2 separate regions of the Homo sapiens genome follow, and region 2 is linked to region 1. Evidence: read pairs that join two places in POLR2A ChIA-PET (ENCODE). Cell type or tissue: Caco-2. All regions are shown on one strand. Links, peaks and the distances in the headings refer to the core of each region. The heading gives the core; the rest is flanking DNA. Region 1 overlaps DUS4L-BCAP29 (DUS4L-BCAP29 readthrough). Region 2 holds the start of SLC26A4 (solute carrier family 26 member 4).

What was found. ChIA-PET counts read pairs that join two places held together with the same protein. Peaks named below come from ENCODE experiments on the same cell type or tissue, not always from the same donor. Only the 100,000 strongest peaks of a DNase experiment are listed, where the experiment ranks them.
Region 2: POLR2A ChIA-PET joins it to region 1 with 6 read pairs; 2 of 35 experiments call an interaction of 5 or more read pairs at or near these places.

Annotation. Positions count from the first base shown.
Region 1 is chr7:107,590,769-107,599,106 of GRCh38, reverse strand. It overlaps DUS4L-BCAP29 (DUS4L-BCAP29 readthrough), which reads right to left. Exons shown (of 13, transcript NR_163941.2): 9 at 5,002-5,152; 10 at 3,105-3,240. BCAP29 (B cell receptor associated protein 29) reads right to left here. Exons shown (of 8, transcript NM_018844.4): 4 at 5,002-5,152; 5 at 3,105-3,240. Among named protein-coding and RNA genes, the nearest start is that of BCAP29, 15 kb to the right of the region's middle. In Caco-2, for the core only: no CTCF peak of the experiment used is centred there; no DNase peak of the experiment used is centred there.
Region 2 is chr7:107,656,658-107,664,995 of GRCh38, reverse strand. SLC26A4 (solute carrier family 26 member 4) reads right to left here and starts at 4,168. Exons shown (of 21, transcript NM_000441.2): 1 at 4,141-4,168; 2 at 3,191-3,357; 3 at 1,561-1,700. The coding sequence starts at 3,354. It overlaps SLC26A4-AS1 (SLC26A4 antisense RNA 1), which reads left to right and starts at 3,198. Exons shown (of 2, transcript NR_028137.1): 1 at 3,198-3,394; 2 at 4,790-8,338. In Caco-2, for the core only: no CTCF peak of the experiment used is centred there; a DNase peak (open chromatin) is centred at 3,255; H3K4me3 peaks cover 1,530 bases; H3K27me3 peaks cover 792 bases.

The DNA of each region.
Region 1 (8,338 bases), core at 109-8,108:
TATATATTTATATACATATAAATTTTTAATATATTTATATATTTATAAATATATTTTATATATATACAAATTTTTAATATAAATTTATATATATAAATTTGTAGATCTATAAATATATATAAATTTATAGATATATAAATTTATATATACACGTGTGCACATATATGTGCGTGCGTGTGTGTGTGTGTGTGTGTGTGTGTGTGTGTGTGTGTATACTGTATTGCCCAGGCTGGTCTTAAATTCCTGGCCTCAAGCAATCTTCTCACCTCAGCCTCCCAAAGTGCTAAGATGACAGGCATCAGCCACTGCACCTGGCCAGTGGCAGCAACTTGATACTGACAGGTTCTATAGTCAGGTAAAAAAGGAACACAGGAGAATTTTAAACAGACTAACATAAGAGGAATTTCACTGCAGGGTGATTCATTTTCTAATGTAAGCCAATATATTCATCAAAATACAAAGTTCTACTGAGCAATGACTACATGCAAATATTTTTACAATGTAAGGTGCTGTAAGAGATAAAAATATAAGAGAAACATGGTCTCTACTTTTGAATAACTTCAATCTAGTAGAAAGGACGAAACGAGCATAAAAACTGTAGCACAAGACCAAATACAGTACTACTGTGCTATATAGAGATTAGGCAGCTCAGAGAAGGAATTAAAGCTCTAATGCATATATTATATAATCCCAAGGACTGTTTTTTGGAGAAGGGAGGATTGAAATACATTCTGAAACTAAAGGAGCCTCATATCTTCTCAAATTAAAAGTTTTTCTTTTTTGTAAAGAGCAGCACAAGAAAAAAATTTCTCCAAATCTCTTTTAATGTGTTGCCTACTTCAAGTTGAAAACAACTCCAGCTATTACTTCACTGAATTCAGTTCATAAAATCTCCAGTGATTACCCAAATTAGAAGAGAATCATTGAGTTGCAGGAACGTTTTCGCTGACTGCTTGAATTTTCATGCCATTGACTTGGAAAAGGTGGATTTGTGTTAGTCTTGTAAATAAGCTTTCACTACTGCACCTGTAAACTTGCCTAAATTTATGATGTGTAACTTGACGCTGGAGAAAGACCAAGAACACTGAAATCTGAAATTTAATGATTACCAGCTACAACAATGCAAGCGTTCACTGTCTAATCCAAATTATCCCACCTTGGTTAAGTTACGTGGCTGGAAAAAAAAATCAGGACAAAGTAAAGCTCTATCACACTGAAGAAGTAAAATTAAAAGTTAATTGGTCTTTCATAATTATTTCATTTCTTTAACTGAATATCAGAACAGAAAGTGGTCATAGGTACCACGTGGAAATTGTTCTATCAGATAACATAGGAGTTGAGGGCACAAAATAATGTGGTTATGAATGTGGATTCTAGAGTCAGGCTGCTTAGGTTCAAATTTTAGTTCTGTCACATATTAGTTGAATGATCTTGTACAAGTCACTTAACCTTTCTATGCCTCCATTTCCTCATCTATAAAATGCAGATAATAACAATACCAAACTCAAGGGACTTTTGTGAAAATTAACAGTTAAAAACCTTGTTGTGAAGCATATGAAGCAATACCTGGCACAATGTTAACTATTATTTATAGCTAAGGAACTTTGAGGCCCATTAACATAGGTGATTTGTGCTAGGTCACATGTTGGAACTAGCACCTAAGTCTCTCGGATCTCAGGGTAATGCAGTTTCCACTGGATAATGTGTCTCTGATAGAGAATGAAGAGGTATGGCTGGGCGCGGTAACTCTTGCCTATAATCCCAGCACTTCTGGAGGCCAAGGTGGGAAGACTGCTTGAGGCCAAAAGTTTGAGATCAGTCTGGGGAGGAAGGGAGGGAAGGAGAGGAAAGGAAAGAAAGGAAGGAAGGACAAAACAAAGGGGGTGTTTTCACAAGCTTATCTTTCCTTAGCTTATTTTTCAAAACCTACATGAAGTACCTTGAAACAGACGTCATCTTTTATATTCTCACTTATGGCCTTTGTTGGTCACTTTATTGGTCAATTAGTTATACTCTGGGCACTGACAGCTGCTTTTATGTGCTGCTCAAAGACTTTCTCCCCACTGTGTACTGGCTTTAGCCCAGCATATCTGTGCCTCCTCTGATTGGGTCACAGCTATGCAGGAAGCAGCAAATCAGGACAGTATGGAAACAAAGGAGAGGAAAACAAACAAACAGAAAGAATAAATCACGCAGGGTCAAGGAATTGGTAATCATGACATAAGTTTCCTTGCATGGGTAAATGGTTCTGAAAACAATTCCAAGAGAAAAGTTGCAAAAGTATTTTGAGGAAGGTGCTTTTTTTAAAAGGGCAAGACTAATTTAAGTGTATTAAGTATGGTATGTATGAAAAAAATAACACTTTCCATTTTCTTAGAGCTAAAGAATAAGAGAAAAACAATTGAAGAGGAAAAAAAGCAGTGTTCTGATGGTTACAAATCATTACTCCAAAATGATGTGTATAATTTTAAATTAAGATATGTACATGATCAGTTGTTCTATAAATACAAGGCTGCGTGCTTTTGAGTTTAGTTAACACTATCAATCAAAGCTTTAATGACTGTGTTTTTATTTTTGCCACTGTGAAATGAGATCAAAAGATAGAAAATAAAGGAATAACATTAAAGATTTCAAATATTATGTGCAATTATCAATCTAGCATCAATGACGTTTCTCTGCTTTCTATAAACCAATCATTTAAAAGAAAACGAAAATCTAGGCTTAAAAATACTTTAACTGAAAAAGAAATAGAAACAGTTATAAAGACTTGCTTTAGATTATAAAGTAAACTTAACGGTAATGAAGGAATTAAAATTCATATTCCCAGAATACTATTTTCTCCTTAAATCACAGAAAATAGGTCCAATGGTATAAATCCACTATGGAGAAAAAGCAAATCTAAATAATAGTAAAAATATTAGTGTGAACAAGCATTTCTAAAGAACAGTAAAACTATTCTTGAAATAATCATTACATAAAATATTGTTAATTATGGTCATTTTCTGCTTATAAAATATAAAAATGCTCTTTTTGATGCTGAAAACAAATACATTACTCCTCGGGAACACCAACAACATTTAATTTTTACAAAGAAAATTAAATACCCTTTTTAGTTTTTCGTTTTCTTCCATAAATTTTTTGGCAGCCTTGTTAGTATTTTCTGCTTGAGTTTTAAGTACACCTTTGTTTGACAGTTCTTTTGCCAGTTGAGTAATAAGCGTAACCAGACGTCTCAAAACTCTAAGAAAAAAAACCAGAATAATGTATTACTGGCCAATCACCAGAAACTTATTTTAAAACAGTCATTGCCAAATTACTCCCCATTAGATATAGGTGTGGTGGTGGCAGATAATGTTTAGGCAGAACCCATTATTCTTTTTTTAATTCAAGTCTCTTAGTAAAAACAGGCCCGTGTCTCATTCCTTTGGAATCTTTGTTAGAAGACCAGCATTTAGAATACAGGTTCAGTGGTACTTATTTGTTTTCCTGTAGAAGGCTTTAGCTTGGAGGAATAGAAACAGGAAAATTTCAGACAGTGTGACAGGGCCAGTAGGAGAATTATTTTTTTTGGCCCAGTTCAAATTCTGCTATTTAAGGAACATTGTGTAAGGTCAAACAAGCCGAAGAACAGCTCATTCACATCCGTTTATGTGTAACTGCCATTGTTAGAAGAAATAGTGATGACTATCTTCAATTATTCATTCAGCAGACATTCCTTTACTCAGGAACTGCTAAGTGTTAAGACACTCTGCCAGGCACTGCAGACACAGCGGAAAACAGCAAAGTCCATGCCCTCAGGGGTTTAGCTCCTAGTTGTGGAAGCAAAAGTTAAAACAGTATTTAATTACAACCATGAATGACACTAGAAAATGAAGTATATATACATTCTTTGAGCACCTGTAAGAGAAGACCTACCTACTTTGTGGGTAGTGATGGCCACAGAAGGCTTTGAGAAAGAGGCTAATGGATGAGTAAGAGTTAGCCAGGAAATGAGGAAAGAAAAGAGTGTTCTGGCAAAAGGAAGAGCTTGTGTAAAGACCCTAAAATGGGAAAGAGTTAGGTACACCACAGAACTCAATCAATATCTGTTGCAAGATGGAATGAATGAATAAATGGTGAAGGTCTGTAAGGGTGGAATGTATTGTACATCTCAGAGACACGTATGAGACAAGGCTCCAAAGAGAGGCAGGAGCCTAATCATTCAGGGCCTTATGGACTGGGCAAACCTACAAGCTGTTAACTACTGTTTGTTATTTGGGTATATCATCTGAATTCTTTTACAAAGATGTTATAAAAAAATCTACAGGCCGGGCGCGTTGGCTCACATCTGTAATCCCAGCACTTTGGGAGGCCGAGGCGGGAGGATCATGAGGTCAGGAGATCGAGACCATCCTGGCTAACCCAGTGAAACCCTGTCTCTACTGAAAATACAAAAAAATTAGCAGGGCACAGTGGCAGGCGCCTGTACTCCCAGCTACTCAGGAGGCTGAGGCAGGAGAATGGTGTGAACCCAGGAGGTGGAGCTTGCAGTGAGCCGAGATCGCGCCACTGCACTCCAGTCTGGGCGACAAAGCGAGACTCCATCTTAAAAAACAAACAAACAAACAAACAAACAAAACTACAGTAGGCTGGGTACAGTGACTGTAATCTCCGTACTTTGGGAGGCTGAGGTGGGAGGATCACTTGAGGCCAGGAGTTTGAGACCAGTCTGGGCAACACAGTGAGACCCCATCTCTACAAAAAATTTAAAAATTAGCCCTACATGGTGGTGTGCCGCCTGTAGTCCTAGAAATGAGAGGTTGAAGAGGCAGGATCACTTGAACCCAGGAGTTTGAAGTTACAGTGAGCTATGAAGGCACCACTGCACTGCAGCCTGGGCAACAGAGCGAAAGGTTGTCTCTCTTAAAAAAAAAAAAAATCTACAGTAAAGGTGGACAAAATGAGAAAGGAAAGCATAAGTCATGTTTTTAAATTGTGCTTCTATTATTATTTTTTACTTACAGCCAAAAAAATAGGGAAAATCCAGAAATGTAAAGATTTCTTTGAGACCTAAAAAGTTTCATCTGTGTGTGTTCATAGGCATCAGGTCTGCTGGTGGAGCTCTTCTCAATGGTATGAACTGAGGAATATTTCCTTACTTCTCTCACAGCATCTATTACAGAACAAAAGAAAACAGTACTTTTGGCTTTTACGAATATAAGCTTGTTAAAAATGGAAAGCAGTTTTAGAAAAACTGACCAAACTTTTAAATAATGGACTTTAGGCAGAGGCGACCTTTATGTCATTCCGTCTACAGTACCCGGGAACTTTTCATGCTCAAAGTAGGTGCTCTATAAATGGACACTAGTAGCAAATTTTGAATTACTATAGCATTTTTAAAATTATTCATCTAGTACTTACCATCATTTTATTGTTTCTCATCTCTAACTACACTGCAAACTATTATCCTTTACATTTTCTGTCTCTAAGATGACTAAAATTCAGCCTATTGACAATGACAGATGTCATATCCCATTACAATCAATTCCAAGAGACTATCCCATTTCTCTTACTACACTAGCATTTTATTACATATTATTACTTTAAATGATTGAGATTTTCAAAATATTTGGTTATACTGAAATTTCCACTGGCATAAGTTTGTTAACATGGGATTTGATCTGTGGTGGCATACACTCCTCCGACTAGTGCATAGCAGCTGCTACTGGAAAGGTTCAGATAGCTGCTCCTTTGATGCTTTCAGTTCTGGGAAGTCTCAGATGCAGGGGAACCACTTCTTTCCAGTGGAAAATAGATATCAGCTTATAAGGGTCTACATTGAGTGCATTCTTAGTTCCTGGATTCTTGTATGTACTAGGGAAGGCATCTGCCTTATAAGGTCTCAAAAGCCAGTGGAAGTATATGAACAAGTTTGAATGCTCCCCTTTCATGCGACCAACAGAAGTCTTGGGTAAGAGTTATTGCCACACAAGGAGACTCCAGTTAGAAAACTGGGGCCTTTTTGACTACTATTTTATTTTTAGCAGCTTTATTGAGATGTAATTCACATACCATAAAAATTTACCTCTTTAAAATGTATAATTCAGTAGTTTTTAGTATATTCACAAAGTTGTATAACCATTACCACTATCTAATTTCAGAACATTTTGGTCACCCCACAAAGAAAATCTATACACATCCCTCAGCTCCTGGTGACCAGCAATCTGCTTTCTGTCTCTACAGAACTACCTGTTCTAGACATTTCATATAAACTGAATCATATACTATCTGCTCTTTTGTGTCTGGCTTCCTTCACTTAGCATAATGCTTTCAAAGTTCGTCTGCACTGTAGTATGTGTCAGTACTTCATTACTTTTATGGCTGAATAATATTCCATTGTATGAATGTGGTAACATTTGGTTTATCTATTCATTGGTTGATGGCATTGAGCTGTTTCCACCTTCCGGCTATTATGAATAACGCTGCTACGAACATTCATGTGCAAGTTTTATATCGACATGTGCTTTCATTTCTCTTGGTACATACCTAAGAGATGAACTGCTGGGCCATATGGTAACTCTATGTTTAATTTTTGAGGAACTGCCAAACTGTATTCCAAAGCAGCTGTACTACTTTACATTCCCACAAGCAGTGTATGTTGGTTCCAATTTCTCCATATCCTCAGCAACACTTGTTATTATATTTTTGATTATAGTCATCCTAGTGGGTGTAAAGTGGCATTTCTTTGTGGTTTTTATTTGCATTTCTCTGATAGCTAATGCTGTTGAACATCTTTTCATGTGCTTGTTGATCATTTGTATATCATCTTTGGAAAAATATCTATTCAGATCCTTTACCCATTTTTAAATTGGGTTATTTGCTTTATTTGTCTCCCAAATGTCTTTCATAGAATTTTTTTCAAACTGAGAATTTTATAATGGATACTCATTACATATAGTTATGTTTCTGTAGTCTCTTGACATATAATACTTTTTTAAAAAGGTGCCAGGCCAATTGTTTTCTAGAAAGTTCTCACATTCTGGCTGGGTGTGGTGGCTAACACCTGTAATCCCAGCACTTTGGGAGGCAGAGGCAGAAGGATAGCATGAGGCCAGGAGATGGAGACCAGCATGCGCAAAATGGCAAGACCCTGTCTCTTTTTTTAAATATTAAAAAAAAAATAAGCACAAAGAAAGTTCTCACATTCTGAATTTGTCTGAGTGTAGTCCAATTTCTTTCTCTAACTCCTGTATTTTTAGAAAACCAGAAGTCAGACTTGATTGGTTCTGCCAGGCCTCAGAAAGTAAAAATAAAATAAAACAAATACTTGATTGGATAAGGTTTAATACTTTTGGCAAGAATCCCTCATAGTTTATGCTGTGTAATGTTAGTTTGTCTCATACTTTTTGATGCTAAATTTGATTACTTAGTTAAGATGTAAGGGTTCTCCAGGGAAAAAGAACCAATAGGGTGTGTGTGTGTGTGTATGTGTGTATGGGGAAAAGTGGTACAGGGGGCAGACAGAGAGAGAAAGAGAGAGAGAGAGCTCGAGATTTATTTTAAGGAACTGGCTCATATGCTCGTAGAGGCTTGTTAAGTTTAAAATCTGGAGGGTAGACTGGCAGTCTGGAGATCCAGGGAAGAAATACATCTTGAGTCCAAAGGCAACCTGCGGTCAAAATTCCTTTTTGCTCAGAGGAGGTCAATCTTTGTTCTATTAAGGCTTTCAGCTGATTAGATAAAGCCCACTAACCTGTTTTTATTTTCCCCTTTACTGTTGAAATCTGGTAGTGTGAGTCTCCCAATTTTGTTATTTGTAAAGATTTTTTGACTGTTTTATGAGTTCTTTGCATGTCTGCATAAATTTTAGAAGCAACTGATCAACTGCTACAAAAATGCCTGTTGGGTTTCTGACAGGGACTGTGTTATGTCCGTAGAATTTTGGAAGAACAAACATTTTAATAATATTGAGTATTCCAACTGATGAAAAATCCCCATTTATTTTGATTTTCTTTCAGCAATGTTTTTGTAGTTTTCTGTATAGAGCTGTTGTGCCTCTTTTATAAAGTTTATTTCTAAGGTTTTTAGGCTTCTTGGTGTACTTAGAAAAGGAATTTTTAAAAATGTCATTTGCCTATTGTTTACTGCTTATAGTATAGAAATACAATTACTGATACACTGAATTTTTGTATACTGACCCACCTGTATTTTGTGACCCCACTATATTAATTTCTTTGACATAATAACTTTCTTGTAGATACTTTAGGATTATTTCTTTCTTTCTTTCTTTCTTTTTTTTTTTTTTTTCTGAGACAGGGTCTCGCTTTGTCACCCAGGCTGGAGTGCAGTGATGTGATCA
Region 2 (8,338 bases), core at 10-8,009, 66 kb before region 1:
CTTTCTCCATTGGACTATGAGTTCCTTGGAAGCAGAGGATGCATCTTATTCGTGTCAGCATACCTAGTGCCTGGAACATATTAGGTGTTTCACAAATTATAATAAATAACGATATTTCTGTTTTCATGATTCAGGGTCTTTGGGAAATTGGTCAGGGTGTTGGGGGTGGGGCAGAAACGAGATGGTGGGGATAGGGGACAGAGGAGAATGCCATGCTGCTAGGCACCAACTATACAACAGATTTCTAAGATGCTTATGGGAATATTATGGTATGAACTCAGTTTATAAAAGAACAAATAACCACCTATGTTGGCACATTTTCCCACACATTAAAATAAGAGGATGAATTTTTTTAAAAAGGGATGAGGGGCAGGCAAAACATTCATGTGGAGTCCAGGCTAGGAAGCTCCCTTCACTTTTCCTTAAGCCAGTTTCAAACTACACCTCAAGATCCACGTGTGGGAGGCTGGGCATGGTGGCTCATGCCTGTAATCACAGTACTTTGGGATACCAAGGAGGGCGGATCACTTGAGGTTAGGAGTTCCAGACCACCCTGGCCAACATGGCGAAACCCCATCTCTACTAAAAATACAGTAATTAGCTGGACATGGTGGCACATGCCTGTAGCCCCAGCTACTCAGAAGGCTGAGGCACAAGAATCACTTGAACCCGAGAGGCAGAGAGGTTGCATTGAGCCAAGATCGTGCCACTGCACACCAGCCTGGGTGACAGAGCAAGACTGTATCTCTAAAAAGCAAAGCAAAACAAACCAACAAAAAAGATCCACGTGTGGATATAAAATAATTTAATGTGCTGCAATCATCATTTAAAAAACCTAAGCATAATAGAACAAAGTGAAAGATTAGCACATTGTTATAATAAATATTTCACAGGAACTTTAGATATATATGTATATATCAGGATGTAACACATTTCTTTTTTTTTTTTAAATCTTGACTTGAAACTCTTTACACATTTCTTATTGAATTGTGGTCAATGAAAATAGAGAAGCTGGCTGGGTGCAGTGGCTCACGCCTGTAATCCCAGCATTTTGGGAGGCCAAGGCAGGCGGATCACGAGGTCAGGAGGTCGATACCATCCTGGCTAACCCGGTGAAACCCCGTCTCTACTAAAAATACAAAAAATTAGCCGGGCGTAGTGGCGGGCGCCTGTAGTCCCAGCTACTGGGGAGGCTGAGGCGGGAGAATGGCGTGAACCCGGGAGACGGAGCTTGCAGTGAGCCAGGATTGCGCCACTGCACTCCAGCCTAGGTGACAGAGCGAGCCCCCGTCTCAAATAAAATAAAATTTAAAAAAATTGAGAAGCCACTGCCTAGTATATGCCTCTAAATTGGACCTCTGCACCTAGTGGGGCAGCAGTTTCCCAGGAAGAGAACTCTAAGGAAGGGGAGAAGAGAGGTGACTCTCTCCACTAAGGGGCTCTACAGGAAAGATACAGGCCTTGAAGGGTAAGCAACCATCTGTCACAGACCTATGGTAGCTGGGGAGAAGTGTTAAACTCCTGCTGGAGACCAGAACTCTCAATCTGCCAACATCTTACCTTGCAGCGTGGCCACTAGCCCAGTACTAACTCCCGAAATGACGTCACTAAGCAGCCATTCCTTGACTCGGTATTTGGGGAGCCACTCCAAGATGGGCACAAGAGTCTTTAGCACACCAAAGGCTCTCTTTCTTGAACAACTGTCAAAAAGCAAGAAAACTGGGTTTTCAATCCAATCTCAGTCACAACCAATTTGCAAATCACAAAGTTATGAACTGGATTCTGCTGATGTTTATAACTATTTGGAAAAAGGATAAGTATTTCCTGGAAAATAATAACCCTGAAGTGCTTACCATGCTTTTGCCAAGAACTGTATCTATCCTTTTAAATGCACTCTTCTAGAGAACACAGGATTAAGTGTCCCACCCCTCGCTCACATTTTTAATCCTCTGAAAAAATATTCCTACACAAAAACCTATTTTCTGGTCCAGCCAGAGACTGATGGATGTGGAGTCTCTAAATGGAGATTACTTTTCAGACTCCTAATCCAGGCGCCTTATTATTATTATTTTCTTTAAAGAAGATAAACACACTGAGTATATTTTGGCAATACAAGCCTGGAGCTAGTTTTTACAAAAATCTTAGCATGAGGAATGTATACCTTATACCTTGCTACTTGGTAGTTTTTAAATTCAGTGACCTACAGATGAAAGAAAAATATCAAAAGTAGGTGGTATAACTCCTGATTTGAATAAATTGTTTTTTAATTAAGGCATTTATGGGACGATTGGACATTTTAATAATGACTCAATTTTTGATATTAGGAGGTTATTTTTAGATATTAAGGTGTGATCATGAAATGTGGTTATATTTTTTAAGAGTCTTTAAAGATATGCAGTAAAATACATAAAGACAGTATGCTATATGAGATTTGCTTAAAAATAATACTGGAGGGAGCAAGTAGGTGTAGATACAAGAAACAAGAGTAACTTGGATTTGATCACAGTTGAGGCCGAGTGATGGGTTAAAAACGGTGGGGGTGGGGAGTTCATTATACTACTACGTCTACTTATGCATATATTTGAAATGTTCTATAATGAAAGGTTTTAGAAACTCTAATTTCTTTATGTTTGTGACATCTAGTTACGGCATGTTTGGGTTTAGAGACTGAGGGTGGCTTTCCCCAGGGGTCCCACAGCCTGCTGATGAAGTACTTGGCACACCCCGCGCTCCCCTGGGTTCTAGCTTGCATCCTGGTCTCTAACTGAATGGTAGCCCGCCTACTTAGCTTGAGTGTTTCAAGGACTCCTCCTGGTCAAGAGCTGGGTTTCCCTATTCATTTCATTTAAACAAGCTCCCAAGAAGGCAACAGGGACCCACTGTACCCCAAGAGGCACTCCAAGTTTCCTTCAGAGAGGAAAAAGAGAGACGGGGCTCCTAGAACCCACTCTCCCCAAAGGCGAGTTTCCCAGGTAAGTTCATTTCGGGCCCGAGACTGATGGAGCCACCCTCCCACCAGAAGGGCGGCGTGGAGGACCGGAGACCGAAAGTCGGGCCTCTGGGAGAAGCAGCTGGCGCCCAGGGGCTCCGCCGCCCGCACCCCACTCTCGCCCGCTGGGGACGCCCTTCCCTCCCCAAGGCGTGGACGCCCCGCTCCGCTTCTCTCTACGCAGGCCCGCGCGGCCGCTACCTGCAGCACTTGGCCAGGCTCTCCCGCAGCGTCTTGCGCTCCTGCAGGCGCCGCTCGTGCTGTTGCTGGAAAGCGAGCTCGCTGTAGACCGGCCGCGACACCATGTAGCTGCAGCTGTACTCGGGGAGCTGCGGCGGCTCCGACCTGCCGCCTGGCGCTGCCATGACCTGCGAGCCAGAGGACAGCGAGGAGGGAGGACACGCGGTAAGCGAGGACGATCGGAGGGGAAGAGCGAGGAACAGAAAGAACGGGATCACCTGTTAGCTGCAGCCAGGCCCCCCTGCACCGCGAGTCTGGTCCGCGTCCTGCAGCCCTCGGCGCTCGCGACAAGCGCCCCACGGCGCGCACGGCCAGCCTGCAGGGGGGCACCTGAGAACCTTCGGGTCTCGTGGCCTGCACCCGCTGCCCGGGGTTCCCCAAACTTGAAGCGAGTAAGCCCCTGCTCTGGGGGCTTCCCGAGTTCCACCCAGTCCCCTATGGCCCGCAGCCAGGGCGCTGTCCGCGTTCTGAAATCTCCCCCAAACCGAGGGGCTGGGGCAGGGGCCAAAGGCGCTTGCAAGGCTGGAAGGGGACACTGAGATTCCCTCCCTCCCCGCACCTGACCCGGGACGCAGCTCCAGGTGCGCACTGGAGGAGAGGTGCAGACCCCCGGGCCAGGCGTGGAACCGTCAGGGCGCGCTCCGCGGGTCCCCAAGAGGCGGACGCTGCAGGCACATTCCAGCAGCTGTCGCAGCCCTCTCGGGGGCAGAACTTTCAGCTTATTGAGCAAGTCTCTCCCCTCGTCCTGTTTTCCGAGCAGCCTGTTCGCTCTCGGCGTCTCAGAAAGAAAGCTGTACTGCCCCCTGCCCACCTGATCCGTGACCACTTAAGAGTCCCATCCGCAACCCTCGAGGCCTCCCCGGGAGTGGAGCCCGGGCCGGGCGGTGTGGGCATCTTCAGGGCGAACTCACCTGTCTCTGCTCGCGCCCCGCCCGGAATGCCCCGCGGACTACCCTTCCGCTGCCTTTATAGCGCTCTCAGAAGGCAGTGGGACGTTTTATTTACGGAGCAACAGACACCTTGGTCGAAGGGAAAGACACACACAGGCTGCGGTCTTTCCCAACCGATCCTATCAGGAAAGAAATCCTACCCCTCCTGCATTCTTCCCCTTTCCCGAACCGGGAAGGCTGAGACTCTTACTGGCTGCCACGCAGGGGCCACCCGGATCCTCACTCATCCCGTTACTAATCTCAAGGGTTGCGAGGTCAGGGGCGGGCCAGGCCCTGTGGGACTCCTTAAAGAAGAGCAGAGCCCGCCTAGAGGAAGAGGTCCGTGGTCTCTGGGAGCCTGCCACAGGTGCTCTCATACCACATGGGGAGGAGAAGAGGAACAATGGCCAGGTTTCTATATTAATAAGTCCTTGAATTTCTAGAAAGTCTTTTAGGAGTATTCAATGGGTGGAGGATACAGAGAGTTCACGATTTACTCAGATTTTAGCCACTTATTCTACGTGTGCATGTGTGTGTGTTTTATTTCACAATCCAAATCAAGCCGTCCAGGTGGCCCTTTCTTACCCACTAGACTCTGTTTTTTCTTTTTCTCATTCTCCTGGACAATCAGGGAAGGAATAAACTGGACTACATGGAAATCAAGACTAGAAGAGAGGGAGGAGGAGCTGGAGCTATCCTACCTCATCAGTGTTTTGTCTTCTGTTGGGATGAACTTTGTTAAAACTAATGCATGGTTAAGATGAAAGGCAGAAGGAAGGGTTTGATAAACCAGAACATTCTCGCCTGATTGTTAGTGTTCTGAAGTAAATACAGAAGAGGCTCCAAAATACAGACCTCTGTACATCAACCTTCCGTAATCCACCTGCCTTGCATATGCAGACCATGACAATTCTACGAGCTCCTGGAAACAGAACTCAGAACTCCTCCCCAGAGAACCCTGATGCAAATTCTCTGAAATGGTAGTCAGCATGTGCGTTTTCCTGAGAAGTGAATGAGTCAACAGCTTTCAACAGATCTTCAAAGGCTTACTTCACCCAATGAAGTTAAGAACCACTAAAGAAGAAACCTAAAAGGAAAATCCAGGTCATGAACTTTGCAATTTTTATTCACATACAGAGAAGAGGGGAGGAATCTCTTGTGTATGTTTTACTTATGTATACCACTGGTTCTTAATAAAGGGCTTTTTTTGCCTCCAGAGGTCAATGCCTGGAGACATTTTTGGTTGTCACACCTAGGGAGATGCTATTGGGATCTAGTGAGTAGAGACCAGAGATGCTGCTAAACATCCTACAATGAAGTTTGCTATCACTCCAAGGTTTTGCATGCGACTTAAACTGTACATTTATTAATCAATTGCTACATGTACTAAAATATGTATCTCTCTCCATATATGTATATATGCGTGTATTTTTTCATTATTGTTGGATGTATAGCTCAACTCCACTACAACAGAGGAAAGTATTTGTTTTAAAGTAGAATCTGAATATACTCACTCTGTATACCCTCATCCATACCTTCAAGATCTGGTGAAAACACTATCTCTTGCAAGAACATTCTTTGATGCTGTTCAGAATTAATCCAGACCCTTTTCTGTATTCTCTTAATACCTTATCTGATCCTCTCTTAAGTTACTTCTCACTATCTACCTTAGTAACACAATTTTATTTACATACAAGTTCTCTCTCCCTCACTAGACAAAAACTTCTTGAGGGCAAGCACTGTGTCTCCTTTCAACCATTATTATCTTCTCTCATGTTTTTTGAACAGATTTATCTATAGCCCAAACATACCTTTTCAAAAAACTAAAAATTACTTTACATATTTGATCTAAGGCTTTGTTTTTCTCCATTAAGAGCATGCTGTGGATATCTTTGCAAGTGAGTGCATAAGGATTTTTCTTAACCTTGGAGATGGCTGTCTAGGATTTCAGAATATCAACTCATATTTGTAGCTCCATGGCAACTCACCTACACAACTCACAACTCTTTATTGAAGGCATTCTGTACCAATATAAATATAGTCCATATCCCATTCTAATATGGATTTCTGCTCCTTGTTGCTTGCTATTTTGAACACTTTTAGTCTGGTCCAGTCAGGCCTATAAACCACTTTGCATCAGAACTTGGCAATGGTTTGCTGGTTCAGAGGATTAAGGAGTGGGGTAAGGCTGGCAGAAGGACAGAAGAGAAAAGACTTGAGTAACAACAGGAGGCAAAAGAGTAACTTAGCTTGGCTAATAGAATTCTTATTTGAAATGCATCTCTCTATATAAGAGTTTGGTTCAATAATCACAATATAATAAGTCCTGCATGTATCTGGATGAAGATAATTGCTTTTTTCTGTTCAATGCTTTTCCATAGCAGAAATAGCTGGGGCAGAACAAAATGGTATCTCTGTTACAGGATTCTATAAGGGTATAGAACTGCTTTTCTCATAGGTAAAAGGCAGACCGTTTGAATTTGGCTTTTTAAAAACAGAAGAGTAGGAGGAAATAACAGCTTGCTCTCTCCACCCTATTTAATTGTGATATTAAACACCTTAGATTACTCACTTGGGCTTTATAAGGCAACCTTCTCCTGTTTCACACAGAGGTGGGTGGTTCTTATTTATCAGACTTTTAAAATATTCAGGACTTCTTTCCAAAGAAATAGATGCATCACTTAAAAATAAATATCAGACAATATTATTGATACTTTACAGTACTTATTTAGCAGTTAATACTTTTTTAAAAGGCATTTTCTTATTTATCATTTAGGCATTTGCAGTGTAAGACAAACTCCCTTGTTTGATTACGCATTCACCTGTTCATTCATTCATTCATTCAAGGATTTATTAGGAAATTATTTGTGCTGGCTGTGGGTACAATGATGAACAAAAGCTTATACCCTGGCCTCATATTTATGGGTGCAGTAGACACTAATCAAATGGTCACAAAATGTGTATCTTATTTCACTGATTATAAAATACAGATTTTTCACATTTTATCAGGGTTCATGTTATAATTGATGATCTACTATATATTATAGTTTAATTGATAGCGTATTTTGTGATTCATAAAATGAGTTTTATAATAGAATTCTATAATTAATAAAATATAGATATTTACATAAATTTATAGTGTATCTATGCCTTTTTTTTCTTTTTTAGAGATGGGATCTTGCTATTTTGCCCAGGCTGGACTTGAACTCCCAGTCTCCAGAATAGCTGGGACTATAGGTGCACACCACCACACCTGACAGAGTATCTATGCTTTTGAGTGACTACGTGTGCTACAAGAATGATTTAATTGAATCCTTCGTTTATTTAACTTAAGAGCAGTCAATCTTGCTACATTATTTTTGTCTGAGAGCGAATATTGTGGTATAAATTTTTTCTTTTTTTTTTTTTTTTTACAATTTAAAATGTTCTCAAATCAGAAGAATTGCAAAAGAATGCAAACATGTTGGCTGGGCGCTGTGGCTCACAGTGTAATCCCAACACTTTGAGAAGCTGAGGCGGGAGGATCACTTGAGCCAGGCCTAATCCTGAGCTTTTATTTCATTATGCGTGTTAATTTTCTCAAGATAGCAAATGCTAAATTTTTGTCATACTTATACAAAAAGAGAACTGAACTGAACTTTCTTTCTATATTTCTGATCTCTTCTTCTCTGAGCAACTTATTGGGCTTATTCTCAGTAATCATACAGTTTTGCACTCAATTGTTTTCTTGGTTTTTTGTTGTTATTTTTATCTTGCACTCAATTGTTTTCTATTTGTTTACTGTATGCTACTTTATTTTCTTCTCCAGTTATAAGATATGCTCCCTAGGGACATAAATAGTATATGTCTTTTATGGTGTTACAAAAATAAGATGTGCCTGTAGTAAATAATTTGGAAACTACATTAATGTATAATATAGTAATCACATTTTATCTCATTATCCAGATAATCACTGTTTTGCTTCTTTTTTTATTTATTCTTTCTATGCAGACATAGGTATACATTTTTATTAAAGTAAAATTATAATGCTAGTCTCTTTATTTCCCTACACAATACCTTGACAAATTATGACAATATAATAGGTACCAGACTTGTTAAATTATTGATCAATTGATTGTTTAACAATGGAATTTTGAGAAATATTTGGGTAGAAAAAAAACTAGTTTTAAAAGAAGAGAAT